Linked DNA regions of Homo sapiens: region 2 is linked to region 1. A link is a loop called in an ENCODE intact Hi-C map of the cell type or tissue named here. Cell type or tissue: Caco-2. All regions are shown on one strand. Each heading gives the region's core, and the rest is flanking DNA. Links, peaks and the distances in the headings are about the cores only. Region 1 overlaps SCARB1 (scavenger receptor class B member 1). Region 2 has its middle 22 kb from the start of SCARB1.

Region 1 (8,329 bases), core at 185-8,184:
AGATAATAACTTTGTATTGATCTGAGCCAGTGTTAATTGTTAATTCTTACAGCAGCAGTGGGAAGCTAATACAATGAAAATGCTTCCATTAAAGCCAGGTCATTAACATGATAGTATAATCTGGTTTGGGTGGGCTTAAATAAAATATTTAAACTTAAAATAATGTTGTGTTAATATGTGAACTTTTGAAATTGTCAGTGTTTTTACAAAAAGACCTTAATGTTCTGGAAAAAGTATAAATATGGGGTGCACATTTTTTCCTTTTGCTTGAAGCTGTAATATGATTCGGTGAGGCACTGATTTGGCCCTCCCTGTATTGCCGCGACAGAGCCTGCTTGTTTTAAAATAACTTTCTGTTTTAGAACAGTTTTTTTTTTTTTGAGACCAAGTCTCACTCTGTCGCCCAGGCTGGAGTGCAGTGGCACAATCTCGGCTCACTAGAACCTCTGCCTTCCAGGTTCAAGTGATTCTCCTTCCTCAGCCTCCCAAGTAGCTGGGACCACAGGTGCCTGACACCACACCTGGCTAATTTTTGTACTTTTAGTAGAGTCGGGATTTCACTATGTTGGCCAGGCTAGTCTCCAACTCCTGACCTCAAGTGATCCACCTGCCTTGGCCTCCCAAAGTGCTAGGATTCCACAGGTGTGAGCCACCGCGCCCGGCCTAGAACAGTTCAACTTTCAGAAAAATTGGGAAGATAGTGCTGAGTTCCCACATATCCCACAGCCAGTGTCCCCTGCTATTAACATCTTAAAGGAATGGGATACATTTGTTGCTATGAATGAACCAGTGTTGATACATCAGTAATAACTAACATCCAGACAGGATTCACGTTTCCTTCGTTTCTCCTTCGTATCATTTTCTGTCCCAGGACCCAATCCAGGGCCCCACATTGCGTTTGTCCCTCACGTTGCCTTAGGATCCTCTGGTCTCTGTGGGTTCTCAGACTTTCCTGGCTTTGGATGACCTGGATTGCGTTCCTGAGCACCGGCTAGGAATTTTGCAGGACGCCCCTCTGCTGGGATTTGTCTGTTGTTCTTCTATTGATTAGGCCCTAGTTCCGGGTTTTGGAAGGAAGATCGCAGTGACGAAGGGCTGTTCCCAGCACATTATGTCAACATGACCTGTCCCTGCTGCATGGGTCCTATTCTTTATTCCTTGTTACAGGTAAAGAAACAGGCACAGGAAGTTGTATCAGGCGCCTGCTGGTAGGTGGAGGATGGGCAGGGGGTTGAGGGGACAGGGAGTGGACAGAGCCCCTTTGCTGGTAAAGAGGGGACCCCAGACCTCTCACGTCTCTCCAGGGCCCCTGGTGGTCTCCTGGCTGGCCTCGCTGCTCTGCTTCAGAAATCAGATTTGACGGGGCACTGGGACCCTGATTGGGCCTTGGTGGCTGTAGGTGCTCTCTTATTAGCGACACCACTTGAGGGTGTATTGAACATCTGAAGAGTACCCAACCCTGGATCAATAATTTTTTGCTTTAGGCCAGGCGCAGTGGCTCACGTCTGTAATCCCAGCACTTTGGGAGGCCAAGGTGGGCCGATCACCTGAGGTCAGGAGTTGGAGACCTCAGCCTGGCCGACATGGTAAAACCCCATTTCTGTCAAAAATACAAAAATCAGTCCAGGCGCGGTGGCTCATGCCTGTAATCCTAGCACTTTGGGAGGCCGAGGCAGGCAGATCACCTGAGGTCAGGAGTTTGAGACCAGCCTGGCCAATTTGGCAAAACCCCGTCTCTACTTAAAAAAATACAAAAATTAGCCAGGTGTGGTGGCGGGCATCTGTAATCCCAGCTACTTGGGGGGCTGAGGCAGGAGAATTGCTTGAACCCGGGAGGCAGAGGTTGCAGTGAGCCGAGATCGCGCCACTGCACTCCAGCCTGGGTGACAGAGCAAAACTCCGTCTAAAAAAAAAAAAAAATCAGCTGGGCATGGTGGCGTATGCCTGTAGTCCCAGCTATTCTGGAGGCTGAGGCAGGAGAATTGCTTGAACCTGGGAGGTGGAGGTTGCAGTGAGCTGAGATCACACCACTGCACTCCAGCCTGGGCGACAGAGTGAGACTCTGTCTGAAAAAAGAAAAAATTTTTTTTGCTTTAATTTTTTTCTTTTTAAAAATTGAAGTATCAAATGCATTAAGAAAAGTGCACAATTTCGGTTAGAGGTTGATGGATTTTCACCTAGGTATGCACGCTTGTAATGACCCCCTATACCAAGTGTAAACGCCTCCCCCGCACCCCTCCCTGTCAGTATCCACCCCTGAGGTCCTGCTGCCCCCACCTCTATCCCCATGGATTGGTTTTGCCATTCCCCGGGACGTCACTTATATGGACTCATGCACGTGGTCCCTGTGTGTGATTTACCCTGTCATTGTGTGTCTCAATTGGTCATTCCCTTTTGTCTCTGGGTAGCATTCCATGGTATGAGTGTGTCCCCATTTGTCATGCATTCACTTGCTTGTAGACATTTGTGTTGTTTCCAGTTTTGGGCTGTTATGGGTACGGCTGCTATGAGCATTTGTGGATAATCTTTGTGTGGGTGCATGCTTTCATTTTTCTGGGACAAATACTGGGGGTGGGATTGCTATATTGTAGGGTGAACGTCCAGCTTTGGTAGAAAAAGTATATTCCACAGTGACTGCACTAATGCACTTCCACCAGCAATGTGTGAGCACTCTGGCTGCTCCACATCCTCACCAGCACTTGTTATTGTCAGTCTTTTTCATTGTAGCCATTCTGGTGTATGGCATGGGATCTCACTGTGAGTCCAGTGGACATTTCTCTGATGACTAAGCCACCCAGGGCTGGTGGGTGGCTCCAGGAAGTCACAGGAATCCTTTCTCCTATCTCCTATTCTGCTCCGCCCTTCTTCATGTGTGGCTTTCATTCTTAAGGGTGCCTCATGATCCAAGATGGCTGCTCTAGCTCCATCCATTGTGACTGAATTCCGGGCAGCAGGAAGGGGGACTTATCAACAACTACATAGAAATTTCAGATATTGATAATGTCAGGGAGATAAAACAGGGTGATGAATATAATGTGATGGGGGAAGGGCTGCTTTAGGAAGAATGGTATTTTCATCCATTTTGTTCACTATTGAAGTGCCCAGGCCTAGAGCAGAGCCTGCCATACAGTGGGGCTCAATAGAGATGGTTAAGGGATTGAAAATTGCTCAGGGAAGGTCTCACGGAGAAAGTGACTTTAGACTTGAGAAGTGAGGGGCTCACTTTTGTGGGCATCAGGGGAAAGATTGCCCCTGGAGGAGCAAAGAGTCAGTGCAAAGGCCCTGTGGCAGAAACTTGCCTGGTGGCTCAGGAGCACAGCAAGGCCAGTGTGGCTGGAGCAGAGTGAGCGAGGCAGATAGGAATGGGGGAGGAGACTGGAGTGACTATAGGGAGCTGGGTTGTGCAAGACCTCATAGGTCACTGTCAGGAATTTAGATTCTATTCTGAGATAAATAGGGAGGCATGGGGGAGGTTTGAGCAGAATGACATGCTCTGACTTTAATCTTAAAAGGATAACTTGGATTCTGTGGGGAGAACGGGGCGGGGGGCAAGAGCAGAGGCAGGAAAACAGCGGGGAAACTACGGCACCCATCCATACAAGCCAGGATGGGGGCCAGGATGGTGTTGGAGAGAAGTGGATGGATTTGAGGCATGCTTTAAAGCGAGAGCAGCCCAGCCTTGCTGATGGAGGGTGCTAGGTGGGAGGAAAATGGAGGACTCAGGAATGACTCAACCTCTTCGCTTAAGCAACTTACAAGCGTGGGTTTCTTGTAAAAACCTTTTATTTTAGTCTTCTTACCTTAGTCCTTTAAAAATCAAAAGAAGTTGGAACATGAGCCAAGGGTGTGGTGTTCCCAAGTCCCAGATTGGATTAGCCTGTGTCGTAGTTGTTCCTGCATCTTAAGGCCCCATGGAGCTGGGGATGCCTGGAGCCCTGGGATTGAGAGTGTAGTCAGCCACTGACTGCTGGTCCAGAGTGGGCAGGGCCTGGCCTTGTCCCAGAACTAGGCTTCGTCTGGGCAAATTGGCTTCTTGGCTCATTTGGTCAGAGGTGTGTTTCTTGGAAGCCTGTTTTCTCTTCTCATAGGAGGAGGAATTAGACCTTGCAATTCAGTGGCCAGGTCAAGTTAATGATTCATTTGTGAAGCTCCCGTGCAAGGAGCCCAGCGGGGATGGCCTAGGAGAGAAGCGTGAGGGCACAGGCCTAGACGTGGATACGGAGCCTGGGGCTCTGTCTCTCCCTGCTCCTGTGACCTTGGTCAGGCATTTGGCTTTGGAGCCTCAGTGTCTGCTTCGATGAGATGAGCCATTGAGAATTTAAGAGGTGAAGTAGGTGGAAGTGTTTCGCTACCTGAACAGGGCCGGGCAGATCGTCCAGACGATTCTGCTCCCCTGGTGTCTGAGGGCAGGGGCGTCTCAGGGCAGGGGCCCCATCGTGTTCATCCCTGTGTCTTTAAATTCCTAGCATAGCATCTAGCATGGGGCGGATGATTGTACAGGGCATGAACTGCAATCCCAATGAGGTCAGAGCAGCCTCACTGTAGGCCGAGGTCGTTCCAGTGGGCTTCATGGAGGAGGTGGCACCTGGGCGAGCGGGGTGTTAGGTTTGGAGGTCAGGGGCCTCTCCAGGTGCAGGGGAGAGTGCTGTGGGTGGTAGGAAGAGAATGCTAAAAATTAATGTCTATGAAATCTTCATCTCATCCATCACACATTTACCGAGTTGTTGCCCCGGCCTAAACAGGCGGTACTCTCTGTGTATTTAAAAAAAAAAAAATCCCTTCTTAAGTATGAGCTGTTTAAAACACACAAAGGAGGACTAGCGTTACCACCCGCTAGACATTTCCACGTTGATTATATGGTTTCAGGTCTCACTTTTGCTCATTCACCCAGAAAATATTTACAGAGCTCCTGCAAGGTGCCAAGAGCTGTCCCAGGCCCTGAGGACAGACACATCGCCAAACAAAGCAGCTGAGGATCTTGCCCTTGTGGGTTTATGGCCAGGCAGGTGATACAGATGGACAGCAATAAACCTGATAAGCTAATTATACCGTGTGCTCGAAGGCCACAAGCAGCATGGAAACAACACGGCAGGTCGGGAGGTCAGGAGTTTTAGGGGCAGGTTGGATGAGCCTTCTGAGAAGGGGGCATGTAAGCAGAGATTCGAAGGGGTGAGGGATTTGACCACGTGTTTAGGAGGAAGCAGTGGGTGCAAAGGCCCTGGGGCAGGAGCGTGGCCTCTTGGACAGGATAGCAAGGAGGCTGTGGGGCTGGGCTGAGTAACAGACAGTGGTTGTGGAATGAGACCACCGCTTCTGCTGTTGTCCTTCCCAGCTTCTCCCCAGCCTCCCCTTTTCCCTAGTTTATAAGACAGGAGAAAAGGGAGAAAGCAAAAAGATGGAAAGAAACAGAAGTAAGATAAATAGCTAGACGACCTTGGCGCCACCACCTGGCCCTGGTGGTTAAAATAATAATAATAATAATAATATTAACCCCTGACCAAAACTACTGGTGTTATCTGTAAATTCCAGACGTTGTATGAGAAAGCACTGTAAAACTTTTTGTTCTGTTAGCTGATGTATGTAGCCCCCAGTCACGTTCCTCACACTTACTCGATCTATTATGACCCTTTCACATGGACCCCTTAGAGTTGTAAGCCCTTAAAAGGGCTAGGAATTTCTTTTTCGGGGAGCTCGGCTCTTAAGACGCGAGTCTGCCGATGCTCCCGGCCGAATAAAAACCTCTTCCTTCTTTAATCCGGTGTCTGAGGAGTTTTGTCTGTGACTTGTCCTGCTACAGTTGGATGTGGGGCCAGAGAGAACACAGGGGCCAGACCAGGCAGAGGGGCTTGTAGGCCAATGTTCGGACGGTGGCTCGTATGTTATTTTCAAGAAATAACATGTTCACAATGACAGTTAAAGCTTTCCCCACATCCCCAGCCCCCAGCCCTCTCCTGAGATTGTTTGCAGGTATCATTTCCCTGAATGTTTTTCTACATTTCCACATGGGTTTGTCTTCAGAAAGAATATAGAGTATTATTTCATGTGTTTGGAAAATTCACATCAAGAGGCCCATGTCAATTGTTTCTTTCTTTAGCCTTTTCTTCACTCAAGATTTTTTTTTCTTTAAAAATAAAAATTGAGGCCAGGTGCAGTGGCTGACACCTATAATCCCAGCACTTTGGGAGGCTGAAGCGAGTGGATCTCTTGAGCTCAGGAGTTCAAGACCAGCCTGGGCAACATAGTGAGACCTTGTCTCTACTAAAAGCAAAAAAATAAAAAAATAAAAAAATAGCCGGGCGTGGTGGTATGTGCCTTGTAGTCCCAGCTACTCAGGAGGCTGAGGTGAGAGGATTGCTTGATCTGGGGAGATCGGGAAGTCAAGGCTTTCCAGCCTGGGCAACTGAGCGAGACTCTGTTTCAAAATAAATAAATAATAAAAATTATGTATATTTAAGGCATCCAAATGCTGTTTTGCTATATACACACACATAGTGAAATGATTACTACAGTTAAGCAGATTAACATATGTATCTCCTCATATAGTCACCTCTTTTTTTTTTTTTTTTTTTGAGACAGGGTCTCGCTCTGTCACCCAGGCTAGAGTGCAGTGGGGTGATCACGGTTCACTGCAGCCTTGAACTCTCAGGCTCAAGTGATCCTCCCACTTAAGCCTCCTGAGTAGCTGGGACCATAGGTGCGCGCCACTGTGCCTGGCTAATTTTTGTATTTTTTATAGAGATGGGCTCCCTATGTTGCCCAGGTTGTTCTCAAACTCCTGACCTCAAGCGATCCTCCCACCTCGGCCTCCCAAAGTGCTGGGATTACAGGCATGAGTCCCGGCCACCTCTTTGTTTTTAGTGGTGAGAGCACCTGAAATCTGCTTCCAGTATACAGTACAGTATTAATCACAGTCCTCGTGTTGTGCATGCAACCTCCAGACCACCCATCCCACATGACTGCAGCTTTGCGCCCTGTGACCTGCATCTCCCCACCTCCCCAGCCTCCGCCCCGTAAGCACCATTCAACTCTCTGTGTATTCAATGTCTTCAGATTCCTCACCTCTAAAAGACAAATCTGGAAGTATTTGTCCTGCAGTATTTGTCCTTCTGTCAAGATTCTGCCTTTGAGATATCTGCAAGTCGATGGCGTTTACTCACTGTGCAGCCACCGTGTGCAGAAGCCCAGCTTATCTTTGACTGAGAACCTGGCTGGGCTCTCTGTTGTTTTTCAAGGCAGGGTCTCGCTCTGTCACCCAGGTTGGAGTGCAATGGTGTGATCTCGGCTCACTGCAACCTCCGCCTCCTGGGCTCAAGCGATTCTCCCACCTCAGCCTCCCGAGTAGCTGGGACTACAGGTGCATGTCACCGTGCTTGGGTAATTTTTGTAGTTTTAGTAGAGACGGGGTTGCACCATGTTGGCCCGGCTGGTCTGGAACTCCTGACCTCAAGTGATCCACCCGCCTCGGCCTCCCAAAGTGTTGGGATCACAGGCGTGAGCCCCCGTGCCTGGCCCTCTGTTCTTTTTTTGAGGTCTGACAATTCTTCTGGCGCTTTCTTGCACACTTAGGAGAATCTTTCTAGGGCAGAGTTTTCAAACTGTCAGATGTGATCAGATTGTGGGTTGTGAAATAAGTGGGGTGGGTGGGGATCAGCTTTTTTTTTTTTTTTTTTTTTTTGAGATGGAGTCTCGCTCTGTTGCCCAGGCTGGAGTGCAGTGGCGCAATTTTGGCTCGCTGCAACCTCCGCCTCCTGGATTCAAGCGATTCTCCTGCCTCAGCCACCCGAGTAGCTGGGACTACAGGCATCTGCCACCACGCCTGGCTAATTTTTTTGTATTGTTAGTAGAGACAGGGTTTCACTGTGTTGGCCAGGATGATCTCGATCTCCTGACCTCATGATTTGCCCGCCCCAGCCTCCCAAAGTGCTGGGATTACAGGCGTGAGCCACTGCACCTGGCCTGGGATCAGCATTTTAAAAACAGAATGGAATAGGATAGAATACCAGAGGGGCGAATAATGGAGTCATAACGTAAGTTGCATCATGCTGGGAAGGTGCGTATTCCCTCATGAGGCTTCTGGTGGGTGTGCAGGTCGTGGCCCTAGCCTGGCAGGAGCTGGGAAGCTGGTGCTCTGCACCATGTCTGAACAGGGAACCCACAGACCATGGGGCTTTGCTCACACCTGACCCGATTAGAAACTGTCCCGACTCCCCAGTGGCCTGACCCCCGCTGTGCACAGCGGTCCTGTTTCCAAACATCTTTGCCTGTAGTTGTTTTCTTGGATGTCCTAATTTTTGCTCATCTACTGGGAAATGATATCTCATTTTAATTT
Region 2 (8,329 bases), core at 288-8,287, 57 kb before region 1:
AGAAGGGAAGCTGGTTGTCCACCTCTATTTCCCACTCCCTTTGAGCTGGAACGTGGACAGGGTTCGAGAAGCCAGCTCTGTCCCTGGGGATGGTGGAGCAGCAGGAGGTGGGGTCCCTGGGTCCCTGGGTGACCACGTGGAGCCGAATCTCCTGCCTTCTTGGACTAGCAGCCATCTCTGCGATGTTAAGGGAGAGAGGAATACGTTTCTAATTTGTTAGAGTCACTGTATTTTGAGGTCTCTTAGCAGCTTAACGTATACCCTAACACAGGTGGCTTTCACCTTTTTATACAACTTTGTTTTTTTTTTTTTTGAGACAGAGTCTTGCTCTGTCACCCAGGCTGGAGTGTAGTGGTGTGATCTCGGCTCACTGCAACCTCCACCTCCCAGGTTCAAGTGATTCTCCTGTCTCAGCCTCCCAAGTAGCTGGGACTACAGGTGCCCGCCACCATGCCCAGCTAATTTTTGTATTTAGTAGAGACAGGGTTTCGCCATGTTGGCCAGGCTGGTCTCGAACTCTTGACCTCAGGTGATTTGCCCGCCTTGGCCTCTTGAAGTGCTGGGATTACAGGCATGAGCCACCATGCCCGGCCGATTTTTACTTTTTTAAACAGTGGTTTGCACTGAAATAGAAGTTCTTTGAGAATAGGAACTGTGCCTTTTTGTCTCCCATGATATCCCAGCCCCTGCCAGACAGTAGTAGGCAGTGAGAATGGTTCTTGGACATTAGCTTGCCTTAGGATTGGCTGGGGCATGGATTAGTTGAAAATGCAGCTTTCTCAGGGGCTCATCCCAAATCTGTGGAATCAATCTTTGGACCCGACTTTATAAATCTAACTTTATTTATTTATTTATTTGAGATGGAATCTCGCTGTGTCGCCAGGCTGGAGTGCAGTGGTGCTTGGAGTGGAGTGCGACGTCGACTCACTACAACCTTGATCTCTTGACCTCGTGATCCACTCGCCTCGGCCTCCCAAAGTGCTGGGATTACAGGCGTGAGCCACCGCGCCTGGCCCTTTTTATACAACTTTGATTTTTACTTTTTTTTTTTTTTTTTGAGACTGAGTCTTGCTCTGTTGCCCAGGCTGCAGTGCAGAGGCACAATCTCGGCTCACCGCAACCTCTGCCTCCCGAGTTCAAGTGATTCTCCTGTCTCAGCTTCCAAGTAGCTGGGATTACAGGTGTGCACCACCACACCCGGCTAATTTTTGTATTTTTAGTAGAGACGGGGTTTCGCCACGTTGGCCAGGATGGTCTCGATCTCTTGACCTCATGATCTGCTCACCTCGGCCTCCCAAAATGCTAGGATTACAGGCGTGAGCCAGCACGCCCAGCCACTTTACTTCTAATGAAAGAAAAGGTCTTGTTTACAATAGCAACTGTACTGATGAAATATTTAACAGCAAACTTCCCAAGAAATGTGGAGGATACAAACATAAAAAGCTTTAAAAAAATTCTACTATTGTTGTAATATAAAAAGAGACTTGCATTCATGGGAAGACAATCTTTGTTCTTTGAGAGGAAGAATCAGCTTTGGAAAGATGCCAAGAGCTTGCTAAATTTAACTAGAAATCCATACAATCCCAGTTAAAATACTAACACAAAATTTTGGGAGATTTGAGAAAATGGTGCCAAAGTTCATCAAAGGATGTGAATGAAGGAAAATTGCCAGGAAAATTCTAGAAATAAAAAATAACGAGGGGGCCAGGCACTGTGGCTCCTGCCAGTAATCCCAGCACTTTGGCAGGCTGAGGTGGGAGGATTGCTTCAGGCCAGGAATTCAAGGCCAGCCTGGTAAACACAGCAAAATCCCATCTCAACAAAAATTTTTTAAAACTCAGAGCAGGCATGATAGCTCACACCTGTAATCTCAGCGCTTTGGGAGGCCAAGGTAGGTAGATCACTTGAGGCCAGGAGTTTGAGACCAGCCTGGCCAACATGGTGAAACCCTGTCTCTAAGAATACAAAGAAATATTAGCCGGTGTGGTAGCAGGCACCTGTAATCCCAGCTACTTGGGAGATTGAGGCACGAGGATTGCTTGAACCCAGGAGGCGGAGGTTGCAGTGAACAGAGATCGCTCCACTGCACTCTAGCCTGGGTGACAGAGCGAGACTCTGTCTTAAAAAAAAAAAAATCAGCCAGGCATGGTGGCATGCACCTGTAGTCCCGTCCTAGCTACTCCGAAGGCTGAAGTGAGAGGATCGCTTGAGCCCAGGATGTAGAGGCTGCAGTGAGCTATGATCGCACCATTGCACTCCAGCCTGGGTGGCAGAGCGAGGCCCCATCTCTAAAAAAAATTATATATATATATATACACACACACACACACATACTATATATATATATATTTCAATTTTTTACTTGGTTTTATTTATTTATTTATTTTGAGACAGAGTCTCGCTCTGTTGCCCAGGCTGGAGTGCAGTGGCATGATCTCAGCTCACTGTAATCTCTGCCTCCTGGGTTCAAGCTATTCCCGAGTACATGTGTCACTAAACCCAGCTAATTTTTGTATTTTTAGTAGAGACAGGGTTTTGCTATGTTGGCCAGGCTGATGTTGAACTCCTGGCCTCAAGTGATCTGCCTGCCTTGGCCTCCCAAAGTGTTGGGATTACAGGCGTGAGCTACTGCGCATGGCCTATTTTATTACTAGTTATTGTTGTTAATCTCTGACTGTGCCTGAATTATAAATTAAATTTTATCATGGGGAAAAACAGTCTATACCGGGTTCAGTGCTATCTCAGGTCTCAGGCATCCGCTAGGGATCCTGGAGCTTATCCCCCGAAGATAAGGAAGGGCCCCCGCTGCTCCGCTGGAATTCAAAATAACCCTCCCACTGCGCAGTGAGGTGGGTAAAAGCCAGTCTGACGGTCTGACAGTGCTTTGATGATCTTGTACTCTCTACTCTTTGCTTTTGCAGAACATTAATTACCAAATGTTTTCCAAACTTTGCAAGAGGAGTACAGGTGTCGGGGGTGAGGGAGGGCCTTGTTTTCATCTAATAGACCTTTCTGTTCTTTCTGTTTCACTTGGATTTTGTGAAGCTCAGACTCCAGCATCTGACAACTCAGGTTCAAATTCGGGCCTGGTTACTCCCCCGCTGTGTCCCTGTGTGACCTTGAACAAGTTACTTTATTTCTCTATGCCTCAGTTTCCTCATCTGAAAAGTAGACATAATATTGGTTTTGACTCCAGAGGTGAATGTGGGATTCAATGAGCTAAAATGTAAAACAGTTAGAACACTGCCGTGCATGAAGTTCAGTCTTAATGAATATCAGCTATTATTATGATCAATATCTGCCATGGGGCCGGGTGCAGTGGCACATACCTATAATCCCTGCACTTTGGGAGGCTGAGGTGGGAGGATGACTTGAGCCCAGGAGTTGGAGACCAGCCTGGGCAACATAGGGAGACCCTGTCTCTACAAGTAATAATAAAAAAATAGGCCAGGCACGGTGGCTCACGCCTATAATCCCAGCGCTTTGGGAGGCCGAGGCGGGTGGATCACCTGAGGTGGGGAGTTTGAGACCAGCCTGGCCAACATGGTGAAACCCCATCTCTACTAAAAATACCAAAAATTAGCTGGGTGTAGTGGTGTGTACCTGTAATCCCAGCTACTCAGGAGGCCGAGACAGCAGAATCACTTGAACCCAGGAGGCAGAGGTTGCAGTGAGCTGAGATCGCGCCATTGCACTCCAGCCTGGGCGACAGAGCAAGACTCCATCTCAAAAAAAAAAAAAAAAAAAAAAATGCTGGGCACGATGTGCATCCCTGTGGTCCCAGCTACTCGGGAGGCTGAGGCGGGAGGATTGCTGGAGCCCAGGAGGTCAAGGCTGCAGTCAGCTGCGATTGTGCCACCGCACTCCAGCCTGGGTGACAGAGCCAGACCCTGTCTCAAAAGAAAAATAAAATCTGTCATGGGTTGAATTGTGTTCCCCAAAAAGATATGCTGAAGCCCCATCCTCTGACGCCTCAGAATGTGACTTCATTTGGAAGTAGGGTCATTGCAGATGAGTTAAGGTGACATCCTGCTGGAGTAGGTTGGGCCCCTAATCCAACAGTACTGGTGTCCTTGTAAGAGCAGAGCCATCTTGTCAACACAGATGTACAGGGAAAGATGGTGTCATGATGGCCCCATGACTGCAGAGGCATCTGTAAGCCAAGGAGCTCCAAGGATTGCCAGCCAGCCCCTTGGAAGCTGGAAGAGGTGAGGAAGGAGCCTCGGAGCCTTCAGAGGGAGTGTGGCCCTGCAGACATCCCCATCTCAGACTTCCAGCCTCCAGAACTTCCAGAGAGTAAACTTTCTGTTTATTCATATATTTGTATTTTTTTGAGATAGGGTCTCACTCTGTCACCCAGGCTGGAATGCACTGGCACAATCTCGGCTCACTGCAGCCTCAACTTCCCTGGGTTCAGATAATCCTCCCACCTCAGCCTCCCAAGTAGCTGGGAGTACAGCCAGGCACCACCACACCCAGGTAATTTTTGTATTTTTTTGTAGAGACAAGGTTTCGCCATGTTGCCCAGGCTGCTCTCGAACTCCTGGACTCAAGTGATCCTTCTGCCTCGGCCTCCCCAAGACCTGGGATTGCAGGTATGAGCCACTGCGCCCAGCTTTCTGTTGCTTTAAGCGGCCCGGTTTGTGGTGCTTTGCATGGCAACCCTAGCAAACTAACACTATGTCTATTCACAATTATTTGATAAAACAAAAACAATTCTTGAAAGCATCTCTTTCTCCCTTCCTTCCTGTGCCTGGGGGTGGGTGGGGAGTCTGTGTTGAGCACCTCAGCTGAGACCAGGCAATTGCAGTGGCCTGCGAAGGTGTTTGGACTTTGTCCTGCAGACCGTGAGAGGCCCCTGGAGATTCTACACTGGGGAATGACAATTTCCTAGGTGTTTTAGGAAGCTCAGCCTGCCTGCCGGTGGAGGGGGAAGGGAGGAGGGGAGAGGGTTCCGGCCAGTTAGGGGATTGGAGCTGTCATCCAGGCAGGAGATGGTGTGATCTGGATCAGCAGTTCTCAAAGTGTGGTCCCCAGACCAGCAGCACCAGCGTGTTCAGGAAACTTGCTGAAAATGCAGTTATCAGGCCCACCCAGACCTACTGAATCAGGCACTCCAGGGGCGGGGCCAGCCATCTGGGTTTCACTAAACCTCCAGGTGGTTCTGCTGTTTGCTCAAGCGCAAGAATGCTCGCTGGGCTAAAGGAAGAGGGTGGAGAGGGTACGTAAGTCCCTTGGGCCTGCGGGACAACGTGCCACCAACTGGGTGGCTCAGAACAACAGAAATGCATTTCTTACCTTTCTGGAGGGCAGAAATCAGAAACGAAGGCATCAGCAGAGCCCTCTGAAGCCTGGGGTGGGGAGAAGCCTTCTTTGCCTCCTTCGACCTCTGGTGGCTGCCAGCAGCCCTCGGCATTTCTTGGCTTGCAGATACAGCACTGCAATCTCTGCCTCAATGGCACATGACATTTTGTATGTGCCTCTGTGACAAGATGTCCTTCTTCTCCTTCTTTTTTGTTTTTTTTTTTTTTTGAGGTGCAGTTTCGCTCTTGTTGCCCAGGCTGGAGTGCAGTGGCACGATCTTGGCTCACTGCAACCTCCGCCTCCCGGGTTCTAATGGATTCTCCTGCCTCAGCCTCCTGAGCAGCTGGGATTACAGGTGCCCACCACCACGCCCAGCTAATTTGTTGTATTTTTAGTAGAGGCGGGGTTTCACCACGTTGGGCAGGCTGGTCTCGAACTCCTGATCTCAGGTGATCCGCCCACCTCGGCCTCTCAAAGTGCTGGGATTATAGGCGTGAGCTACCGCGCCCGGCCGGATGTCCCTCTTCTCATAAGGACCCCTGTCCTATTGGATTAGGGCCCGCCAGAATCCCTCAGGCCCTCCTCTTGATTTAATTGCATTTGCATCTGCAAAGACCCTATTTCCAAATAGGGCTGCAATCACAGGGACCAGGGGCCTAGGACTTGGACATATCATTTTTTGGAGGGACACAATTCTACCCACCTCAGATGGGGAGAATGAAAGGAAGCAACAAACAGCAAAACAAGAGAAATGTTAGTGATTAGATGTGGGAGTGGAAGTAGGATGAAAACAGAAAGAACTCAAATGCCCTGCCGTTGTTACATGAATAACAAAGCTGGGGTAACCGCGGTGTCCTTTTTCCCTTTTTCTCAAAGAGGGACATCCTCAGGCTAGTATTTCAGAAACTTTATCCTAAGTTCTTGGGACTCATAAACACATTGCTGAAACAAACTCCGTCTCACCTGACGACCTCTCTCTCTCCCCCATGGGGCAGGGCTGGGGAAGAAGGAGCGAGCAAGGCCCCTGTCCACCTCACGGAGCCAGGGCCCAATTGCGTTGACTCTTGCTGAGGGCGACACTTTAGAGCCAAGTTCGAGTTGAAGTTCAAGGGCCCAGGATCTGGAGGCATCTGAAGCTGCTCCAGCTCTCAGCTGCCTCAAGGGAAAAGATAGTCTCAGAGATAGTCTAGCACCTGTCTTGGTGAGGAGCCAGGCAGCACATAAGTGTGGGAGCTCCTGCCTCTGACACCAGACATGGCTGAAAGCATTTGTCCTTCTGGAAGATTCCACTTCACCCATCACTCCAGAGTGAGTCAGAAGCCCCTGGAGGGTTTGTGAAAATGCAGATTCCTGGGCCTTACTCCCCAGTGTCTGAGTCACAGGTCTGGGGTGAGAACTCAGAATCTGCTTTCCTTCTTTCCTTCCTTCCTTGCTTCCTTCCTTCCTTTTCTTTCCCTCTTTCTTTCTTTCTTTTTTCTTTCTTTCTTTCTCTTTCTTTCTTTTCTTTCTTTCCTTCCTTTCTCTTTCTTTCTTCTTTCCTTCCTTCCTTTCTCTTTCTTTCTTTCTTTCCTTCCTTCCTTCCTTCCTTTCCTTCCTTCCTCCTTCCTCCCTCCCTCCCTTCCTTTCACTCAGAATCAATTTTCCTTTCTTTGACTCAGAATCTGCCTTCCTTCCTTCCTCTTTCTTTCTTAGACAGGCTCTTGCTTTGTTGCTCAGGCTGGAGTGCAGTGGTGTGAACATGGCTCACTGCAGCCTCGACCTCCCAGGCTCAAGAGATCCTTCCACCGGCCCGATGTCCCTCTTCTTATAAGGACCCCTGTCCTATTGGATTAGGCCCCGCCCGAATCCCGCAGGCCCTCCTGTTGATTTAATTGCATCTGCAAAGACCCTATTTCCAAATAAGGCTGCAATCACAGGGACCAGGGGCCTAGGACTTGGACATATCATTTTTTGGAGGGACACAATTCTACCCAGTTACCTGAGTAGCTGGGGCTAGAAGCACTTGCCACCGTGCCTGGCTAATTAAAAAAAAATTTTTTTGCAGAGATGGGATCTCACTATGTTGTCCAGGCTGGCCTCGAACTCCTGGGCTCAAGTTATCTTCCAGCCTTGGCCTCCCAAAGTGCTGGGATTACAGGTGTGAGCCACCACACCCAGCCTGAGAACCTGCATTTCTATCACATTTCCAGGTGGCCTGGTGCTGCTGCTGCTCTGGAGAACACCTGGAGGAGAACAAAGGCCCATGATGAACGGTTCTCAGCCTAGTGTGCATATGAGAATCACACAGGGAGTTTCAACACACACCAACCCCTGTGCCCGACCCAGACCCTGGGAAACCGCTGAGGGCGGGGTACAAGCGCTGGCCCCCAGGGAGTTCTAATCACTGGCCAAAGTCGGGGTGCACAGCCCAACTCCTTCTCACCCGTCAATGCCACTTCAGATACCACTTCTTCAGCAAGCCTTTCCTGACTTCCTCCAATGGGGTTAGGTCCCTCATTCATGCATTCATTCATTCATTCCACAAACCATCATGCCCCTTGTATGCACCGGGCCCTGTGCTGGTGCTGGGGATTCAGCACCCTCGTGGTGTTTCTCTACAGAAACATGGAGGAAACAAGTGGTGAAAAATCAGGACAGATGATGCCAGGGTGTGATGAATATAGAACAGGACGACGACATAAAGAGCATTCGTTAATTAGAGACAGGGTATCACTCTGTTGGCCAGACTGGAGTGCAGTGGTACAATCGTGGTTCACTGCAGCCTTGAACTCCCAGGCTGAAGCAATCCTCCCGCCTCAGCCTCCGGAGCAGCTGGAACTACAGACACACCTATCACGCCCAGTTAATCTTTTCTTTCTTTTTTTTTTTTTTGAGACAGAGTCCCACTCTGTCGCCCAGGCTGGAGTGCAGTGGTGCAACCTCGGCTCACTGCAACCTCTGCCTCCCGTGTTCAGGTGATTCTCTTGCCTCAGCCTCCCGAGTAGCTGGGATTACAGGTGCACACCGCACCTGGCTAATTTCTGTA

What was found. A loop is a pair of places that touch in the nucleus more often than their neighbours do. Peaks named below come from ENCODE experiments on the same cell type or tissue, not always from the same donor. Only the 100,000 strongest peaks of a DNase experiment are listed, where the experiment ranks them.
Region 2: a loop joins it to region 1, with 4 times the contacts of the local background. A loop is called at or near these places in 9 of 110 quality-filtered maps.

What each region holds. Positions count from the first base shown.
Region 1 is chr12:124,824,571-124,832,899 of GRCh38, reverse strand. The region is part of intron 1 of SCARB1 (scavenger receptor class B member 1); the gene reads left to right. Among named protein-coding and RNA genes, the nearest start is that of SCARB1, 35 kb to the left of the region's middle. RefSeq lists enhancers at 4,604-4,783, 6,852-7,573, 7,574-8,295. In Caco-2, for the core only: no CTCF peak of the experiment used is centred there; DNase peaks (open chromatin) are centred at 3,349, 4,109, 4,439, 4,979 and 1 weaker place; H3K4me3 peaks cover 206 bases.
Region 2 is chr12:124,881,827-124,890,155 of GRCh38, reverse strand. No RefSeq gene overlaps it. Among named protein-coding and RNA genes, the nearest start is that of SCARB1, 22 kb to the right of the region's middle. RefSeq lists enhancers at 2,035-2,144, 5,439-5,488, 4,890-5,577 and a cis regulatory region at 2,587-3,036. In Caco-2, for the core only: no CTCF peak of the experiment used is centred there; DNase peaks (open chromatin) are centred at 4,925 and 5,125.